Linked DNA regions of Homo sapiens: region 1 is linked to region 2. Evidence: chromatin contacts called from ENCODE Hi-C or POLR2A ChIA-PET data. All regions are on one chromosome and are shown on one strand. Each heading gives the region's core, a stretch centred on a gene start or an enhancer-like site at or near the end of the contact. The rest is flanking DNA. Distances are from core to core; before and after follow the strand shown. Region 1 overlaps EIF2B3 (eukaryotic translation initiation factor 2B subunit gamma). Region 2 holds the start of PTCH2 (patched 2).

Region 1 (4,411 bases), core at 63-2,562, 100 kb after region 2:
TGTTTTTTTGCAAGTTTACTGATCTACAATAAATTGAACTATTAAGTATACTCCAAAATCAAGAAAATGACTCCAATGCAGATGCCTCAGAAGTGGTAACAATGTTGTCTTGGCAAATAAATGCTGTTATCATTCGATATCTGCAAAAGTGTTTAAATCTGTCAGTACAGTGAATGCCAAACAAGTCCTGCATAATTGTGAACAGGCTGTAGGCTCATTTCTCTCTTTGCGTTTTGATGACTTTTTGCTAAACTGAATGCAAAATCCCCAAGGATCACAAGGAACAGACCCCTCCACTCAATGTCTGGTTGCCATCTGTTCTTAGTGTGAAAAGAAAGGCGTGGGTCTGAAAGAACAGGGCCTAGCATACAGACGGAGGTGCTGTTCCATCAGCCCCTCTCCTGCCTCTGTTCCCAGAGAATGCACCATGTAAGAGTCACTGAGACCAAACACATCTCATCCTCTGTGCAACTCCATCACTTCCAAAGGAAAGTGTTTGTTGTCTGATCAATTTCCAAAGCTGGAAATCTCAGAAGAAGAAAGAAAGGAAAGCTAAATCACACTTATACCTTCATAATACCTTTTTTTTTTTGAGACAGGGTCTCAGTCTGTTGCCCAGGCTGGAGTGCAGAGGTGTGATCATAGCTCACTGTAACCTCAAATTCTTGGACTCAAGCATCCTACCACCTCGGCTTCCTAAGTAGCTGGGACTACAGGCACCACATGCCACTATGTCCACTAATTTTAATTTCTTCTTCTTCTTCTTTTTTTTTTTTTTTTGTAGAGACGGGATCTCACTATGTTGCCAGGGCTGGTCTCAAACTCTTAGGCTCAAGTGATCTTCCTGTCTCAGCCTCCCAAAGTGCTGGAATTACAGGCATAAGCCACTGAGCCTGGCCTGATTTTATAAACGCTGTAACAGAAAGAAATGATCATTGTTTTTATTTTTATTCTAAAATGTAAAGCCCATTCTAGGAATGCAAATGGCTTTCTAGTAACTGGAGCCCAGAGAGAGAAAGTAGAAAAACTGATAAGACCCAGAGAAGTATTTTTGATCATGTGTGACCACAAGCCATGAATAAACATGGACTGTTTGGACTGTGAAGCAACTGTGTGTCAGAAATGCAGTTAATTTTAAAGTTCCCTGAACATGCCAACACTCAGCTGCCTTTGTTTCATGGACCCACTTCTTTTCTAATGCCAACAGTATGCCTCTTCTGCAGAGACCAACTGGCCTCTCCAAAGATCTCCCTACTCACTATTCCAACAGTCATTGGTATGCCTCATCCCAAGCCTGCTCCTCTAGAGAAGCCAGGGCAATGTCAAGGGCAGAAAGCACAACTCAGAAGGAAAGCAGATGTGTGCACTCTTGACAATATAGAAACATGCAAGGTTTCAAGGGAAGGCAGCACTTTAGTGTTTAAAGTGTCCAAAACACCCAGGAATTCAAAATCCAAACTGCTGCCAGTTAGTCTTGACTAAAGTAAACAAATTAAGCTCAGAAAACCCAATTACCAAGCCATGGCAAAGCCCAGAAATCTCTCATTACAAGAACATTTTCGATCAAGCCAAAACCACTGAGTAAAATTAGAGGGGAAAAAAGGTTAAATCAGAAAACCGGATGTGTGTGTGTGTGGCTGTAGTGGTGGGGCGGGAGGTGAGGAGAGCTACTGGGAATAGCCTCTTTTCTTTTCCTGGCAGCTGTTCCATGACAGATTGTTATAAATAACACAATCTGGCAACCGATTTCTTATGACAAGGAGAAAGAAAAACACATTTACTCCCTTGGAAAAAAACTGTCAGGGCAAGGTAACTACCATGCTTCTCTACTCACCCAGTGCTTCCACAAATAATGGCTATGATCCAAATCACCAGCCTGCATGCCACCCCTGCCCATATGGAACTCATGAATTCAGCTACTTGGTGTGACTATGAAGGTCACATTTTACATTTTCCTATGTGGTCCAATCCCAGTCAAATCCCCAAGAGTAGTTTGTGTGCTTTTTCTTTTCTTTTCTTTTTTTTTAGACAAGGGGTCTCCCTATATTGCCCAGGCTGGTCTCAAACTCCTGGACTCAAGCAATCCTCCTGCCTCAGCCTCCCAAAATGCTGGGATTACATGCATGAGCCACTGCACCTGGCATAGTTTGTGTGCTTGAATAAACACCAAAGGCTAACTGCAATGGAGACCTCAGTTTTGGTTTAAAATGCTTGGAAAAGATTCCAGTCTATAGTCCTCAAAGTGCAAGGCCAAGGGCCAACTGCCACATTGTTTTCACTGAGGTTGGGGCAGTAGCTCTAGGAAGGGAAATGACCAACTCAGTCAGTAAGTAAGAAATGTGATAATCCTTGGGCTCACAGCTAAATATCCTTACTATATTCCTTAGTTTAATCATGCTGTTGCTACCATCCAGAATCTGATGCCAGAAATCCGCCCATAGTCCAGGATGGAAGTCCTTCCTCTCCTGCCCTGTCCCCTACTCTTCCCCTATTGCACTGCCTTAGTTCAGGTCTCAAAATCTTCTTCCAGTCTCTTGGCTGGTGTCTCTCTTGCTCCAGTTTTCCCTTATTCTAATCCATACTCTAATTTCTACTGCATATGTCTTTTCCCTGCTCAAAGACACCCTAAAACAGTGTTTTCCAAACATCAAAAAAGTTGAACTTATTGCCACTTACCTTAAAATTTTTAAAAAAATATATAGATCACTATAATATGATATGCTCTTTATATAATATATATAAAGATAGACATTTAAAAAGGAATAAATAAAACATTTAAAAACAAGAAATTCTAACATTTTCCTCTGGTACTTAATTCTGTACACCACCTGGCTTTGAGTACAGCCTATTTTGGAGATTGCTGCTCAACAAGATTAAGTTGGAATTCCTTAGCATGATTTTAAGGGTCTTCAAAATATGACTCCACCTACCTAATTCAGTCTTCTCTCCCCCAACTCCCCTCCACATAGCCAATGTTAACTTTTTCTTTTCTTTTCTTTTCTTTTTTTTTGAGAAAGAGTCTCGCTCTATTGCCCAGGCTATTGCCCAGGCTGGAGTAAAATGGCACGATCACGGCTCACTGCAACCTCCGCCCCCCGAGGTTCAAGCAATTCTTGTGCCTCAGCCTCCCAAGTAGCTGGGATTACAGGTACATGCCACCATGCCCAGCTAATTTTTACATTTTTAGTACAGACAGTGTTTCGCCATGTTGGCCAGGCTAGTTCTCAAACTCCTGACCTCAAGTGATCCTCCTGCCTTGGCTTCCTCAGGTGCTGGGATTACAGGCATGAGCCACTGCACCTGGCCGCCAGTGTTAATTTGATAGAGTCGACTGCCAAGAATGTATACCCTAGTCTGTCTTCCTACTCTATTATATATTTATCCATCAAAATTCAGGTCTTGTCACAGTTACTAGAAAGGGCAGAGCCGATATATTATCTCCCCTAGAGATGATGCATTTTCTGATCCATTACAGACCTTAAATCACTAATTGGATTACATATATATTTTTTCCATCTAGACTTTGAGCTCCATAAGGAGCCCTTTTATCTTTGTATATTCAGAGTTCAACCTAGTGCTGGCAAACACGCATGAGTAAATGTTAGTACTTTTCCTGTTATCTCCTTCTCTTTGTTTAATTTGACTCAAATATTAAAACATCTGATTTTAAATGTTTAGAAACAGTATACATTCTGACAGAGGTGAATGCTCCCTTTGTAGAGACTGACTGTTCAGAGTTAGGACAGGGGCCACAGAGACAACTTTGCAGTTCCCTAATGCAAGAAGGTAGGAAATGAACCTGCTACTACCAAAGAAGCAAAAGGCAGAGATGTCTGAAAGGAAAGAAGTCAAAAGCAGCTGTCCTGGAGGGCACGGCTGAAGAATGATGATATGCTTGCTAGATTTACAACTTAAAATGAAGGCTCAACATTTATGGTTCTAATATTCATAATTCATTCACGTCCTCCAAGGAAATTTTCCTCTTCAGATTAAGAACAAATAGAGGAATTATATTCTTCCTTACTGTGTGAAGCTAGGAAAGAAGCACCTATATTAATTTTTAATTATGTTCAAATGAGTTCCCTATAAAAATGCCTGTCACGTCTCTTCTAGGATTTAGATATATGCAATTTAATTTTCATCTCTAAATGCACTGACTTGGAATAGAAAAAAACAAGAGATTTTTTTTGTTCTCCCAAATCAAACTTTCACTCTAAAGGGAAGTTCATAACAATGAGAAAAAATACAACTAATAAATCTTTTTAAAACTTAGGGTTGGCTGAGCACAATGGCTCATGCCTGTAACCCCAGCATTTTGGGAGGCCAAGGTGGGAGAACTGTTTGAGGCCAGGAGTTTGAAACCAGCCTGGGCAACATAGCGAGACCTTATCTCTACAAAAAATTTTAAAAA
Region 2 (4,238 bases), core at 65-2,564:
ACTTTGCCACAATGTCTCTGGATCCCGCATCCCAGAGAGAAGAGCAGGCCCTGGAAGTAAGCACGAAGCCAGAGTGGAGCCTTCAGGCTCCCAGCTAGGATCTGGGATGGAAAGAGAAGGGTCAGCCAGGCATCACTGCAACAATGCATGAAATCCTTCCCTTCTCACCCTGTATATCTGCTGCCCAGCCCTCGCTTCTTGATTTCTGGATGTGGGACAGGGAGCACCAACACAGACACAGGCCCAGACTTGGAAGATGTAACACCCACCATCCCCAGCACACACCTGAGGAAGGCATAGGCCTATTTTCCTTTCTTTTCTTTTTGTTTTCTCTCCTTTTTTTTTTTTTTTTTTTTTTTGAGACGCAGTCTCGCTCTGTTGCCCTGGCTGGAGTGCAGTGGTGTGATCTCGGCTGACTGCAACCTCCGCCTCCCAGGTTCAAGAGATTCTCCTGCCTCAGCCTCCCGAGTAGTTGGGACTACAGGCGCCCGCCACCACGCCCTGCTAATTTTTTATTTTTAGTAGAGACAGAGTTTCCCCATGTTGGCCTGGCTGGTCTCGAACTCCTGACCTCAGGTAATCTGCCTGCCTCAGCCTCCCAGTGTTGGGATTACAGGCGTGAGTCACCGCGCCCGGCCGGCATAGGCCCATTTTCTGAGAGCAGGATACATATGTACACACACCTGTCGTCGGGTGGACACAGAGGTGAACCCACAGACATTCATTCTCACTGGCCAGACGATGAGGAGACACCGGCACAGACACACCGACACACACGCACAACTTGCTTGCGGTGCTGGCTCTCACTTGCCTTCAGACATCTAATGACACTCGGCACTTCAAGACATCACAAACCTTGCAGAGGCCCGAGTGACAGACCTGGCTCCGCTCTCTTCCTTCTTCCAGCTCCCCCTCTACTCACCTGGGGTGCTGCGGTTCGAGCTGGGGGTGTGTAACTCGGGGGCAGCTCTCTGAGGGGCGGCGATCGAGTCATGCTGGCGGGGATGGGGGGCGCGGGCGCCCCCAACCCGCGTTATCTGGGCGCTCCCATAGGCTAGCCCGGTCTCCCGGTACCGCTGGGCCCCGCGTAGGGATTCAGTGGGGCCGCCAAGGCGCGGGCGTGGGAGAGACTGTGGGGTGTGGGTGTTAAAGCGGCTGGGAGGGAGGAGTGCAGGGAGCTGCGGGTCCGGGGCGCGGCGCCGGGATTCACCCGCTCCGTGGGCCGTGGGCCGCGGCGGCTGGAGGAGGAATGGGTCCCGCGCGCAGGCGGAATTGCTGGCCCGAGACGCACAGCAGGGCTCGAGGTGGCAACTGCAGTCCCCGGGAGGCGGCTGGAGCTCCAGAAAAGGGAGCTGGCCGGGGCGACGCCCTCCCATTGGCTGAGGGGCCCGCAAATTACCCTAGCCGCGCGGCCCGGCCCGCTGCTAGGTAACGGCGCCGCAGGGGGCGGGGCGGGAGACCACCCAGGCTGGGCCACCCCGCGCCTCCCTCCCGCCCGCGGGGCCCCAGGGAGGAGGAGGGAGGGGGATCCCGGAGAGGCGCAGCGCCGGCCAAGTGTAAGTCCAGAGGCTTACGCTGAGAAAGGGCCTTTGCGGGCTCTGTTAGGGATACACTTTTTTTTTTTTTTTTAAGACGGGGTCTCACTCTGTCACCCAGGCTGGAGTGCAGTGGCTCCATCTCGGCTTGCAGGCTCCGCCTTCCAGGCTCAAGCCATCCTCCCACCTCAGCCTCCCGAGTAGCTGGGATCACAGGCATGCACCACCACGCCCGGCTTTTTGTATTTTTGGTAGAGAACGGGTTTCGCCATGTTGCCCCGGTTGGTCTCAGACTCCCGAGCTCAGGATATCCGCCCGCCTCAGCCTCCCAAAGTGTTGGGATGACAAGCGTGAGCCACCGCGCCCGGCCTAGGGCCACAATTTCTTTTTCTTTTCTTTTTTTTTTTTTTCAGGCTTAATTCACTTTATTTTTCTTGTATAAAAACCCTATGTTGTAGCCACAGCTGGAGCCTGGATCCTCTGCGCGGAGACTCTGGTGTGGGTCTTGACGAGGTGGTCAGTGAATTCCTGATAGGGAGACTTGGTGAATACAGTCTCCTTCCAGAGGTCGGGGGTCAGGTAGCAGTAGGTCTTAGAGATGGCATCAAAGTGGGTAGGGCCACACTTTCTTTCCGACCCAATCAAAGCCCAAGATTTCTTCTGTTCACTCTTCCCGGCTTCCATTCTTGCCCTCTTCAGTCCACTCTCTCCACTGAGACCAGAGTCATTTCTCTAACATGCAAATCTGATAGCTCCAAAGCACAAGGCCCACTTGGAGCACAGGGCCCTGTGTGATCTAGCTAAAGCCTTCTCTCCCATAGTTCCCTCACATCAGTGTTCCCTCGTTCCTGCCTTTGTACATGTTTTGGTCCTTTTGTCTTGGCAGATAATCTTCAAAAACTGAACTTGAATCACCCCCAAAACCCACCTTTTTTTTTTTTTTTTTGAGGCAGGATCTCCCTCTGTTGCCCAGGTTGGAGTGCAGTGGTGCCTTCACAGCACACTGCAGCCTTGAGCTCCCAGTCTCAAGGGATCCTCCCACCTCGACCTCCCAAATGGCTGGGACTACAGGTGTGCACCACCACACCTAGCTAATTTTTGTAATTTTGTATAGACAGGGTTTTGCCATGTTGCCCAGGTTGGTCTCAAACTCCTGGGCTCAGGTCATCTGCCCACCTGGGCCTTCCAAAGTGCTGGAATTATAGGCGTGAGCCACTGTACCCAGCCTACCCCCTCTTTGAAACCTTCCTTGATTCATGTCTCTCTCCTGGCAGATAATTGCTTCTTTGTGCTCTGCATAACAACTCAATTTATATATGTATAATTGCATTTATGACACAAAAACTTATGTACTTGAAAGTCTGCCTTCTTCACCAGACAATAAATAGGTGCTTAATAATTGTTGAGTGAGTCACTAAGAGTTGCAGAATTCAGGGTGTAAAGGATTGGAAATTGGGAAGAATAGAGGCAATAGTCCCTCTATTAAACTTTCAACTATCCTATCTGAGTGTGCTGTTTCTATTGGGTTCCTGATTGATAAACCTCAAGTGGCAGAGTAGGGTAAAATCAATATTCCAATATGTAAAGTTTGAGAAAGAGAAAATGAATCTACAATAAGCTAATTTTTCTAACACAACTACTATTATCTCTGGCAAATTTCTTGGTCAGTTCTTCCAGACTTAAAAAAAATCATTCCATCATAAATATTTCATGTTACTATGTAGTTTTTGTAATCAATCATTTGGAGAATATCCTTAGGACAGATTCCCAGAAGTGGGTTGTTTGGGTCAAAGAGTATGAACATTTTTATGGCTCTTGATACACACTGCTCAACTGATTTTTTGAAAGCTTGTGCAAATTAACATCATCTCTAGAGCCTCAGTCCTGGGGAAGAGGAACATTTAGGTTGAAGGGGTGAACACCTAACAGGTTTGCCATTTCCATTTGTCCATTCACCCAGAAAAATGCCTATGGAGGAACTAATATATGTATGATGCTGTTGGCCAAACAGTAACTGCACATGAAAAGCAGCCTACCTGAATAGCACTTTCTTCTCCCTGTTATAGAGTGTGTCCTGCTGAGCATAAAGTGGCATGGTAGCTCATGCTTGTAATCCCAGCCCTTTGGGAAGCTGAGGCGGGAGGATTGCTTGAGGCCAGGAGTTCAAGCCCTGGCAACATAGTGAGACCCCATCTCTACAAAAAATAAAAAATTAGCTGGGTGTGGTGGCGCACACCTGTAGTCCCAGCTACTTGGGAGGCTGAGGCAGGAGAGTTGATAGAGGCTGCAGCGAGCTGTGATTGTGCCATTGCACTCCAGCCTGGGCGACAAAGTGAGACCCTGCCTCAAAAAACAATAATAATGATAACATAAAAAATTTAAGGTTAAAAAGAACTGTACCCCTAGCAAGTCTCTGAAATAGAAACAGCCTCTAACTTAAGTCTGTATGGGCCCCTAGTTTGCTCTTGGGGCAATAGCTGAAGACAGGGAGTGGCCTGGACTCAGCACTGGTTGTCATCAGGAGTACAACTCCCGATGCTATGCTTTAAGTAAGTCTTAATCTCCTTCCTTTTTACCAGACTCTGCAAGACATAAGGTCCATGGATAAATAGATTTGTAACCACTTGGGCCTTGGGACTCTGCTTTCATCATAGGCCCATCACTGCTAACAATTGTGACAAAGTCCACCATTTCTATGGATGC

What was found. Hi-C counts contacts between places; a loop is a spot of excess contacts on that map. ChIA-PET counts read pairs that join two places held with the same protein, here RNA polymerase II (POLR2A). Pooled maps may share reads with other maps.
Region 1: a loop to region 2 is called in a map of posterior cingulate gyrus, with 2.3 times the contacts of the local background. The contact joins the enhancer-like site here to the promoter of PTCH2 in region 2. A Hi-C loop is called at or near these places in 2 of 168 maps with a recorded cell type or tissue (endothelial cell of hepatic sinusoid and posterior cingulate gyrus) and 1 of 50 pooled maps. POLR2A ChIA-PET finds 5 or more read pairs at or near these places in 5 of 52 experiments (H1, PC-3, Panc1 and 2 more).

The regions. Positions count from the first base shown.
Region 1 is chr1:44,945,864-44,950,274 of GRCh38, forward strand. The region is part of intron 3 of EIF2B3 (eukaryotic translation initiation factor 2B subunit gamma); the gene reads right to left. Among named protein-coding and RNA genes, the nearest start is that of EIF2B3, 39 kb to the right of the region's middle. Within about 2 kb of position 1,313, at least 9 of the 41 ENCODE cell types and tissues checked have a DNase peak (open chromatin) inside an H3K27ac peak, as active enhancers do; they include endothelial cell of umbilical vein, where a contact is called at or near this core.
Region 2 is chr1:44,841,939-44,846,176 of GRCh38, forward strand. It overlaps PTCH2 (patched 2), which reads right to left and starts at 1,315. Exons shown (of 22, transcript NM_003738.5): 1 at 923-1,315; 2 at 1-101. The coding sequence starts at 994. RefSeq lists a silencer at 1,261-1,530.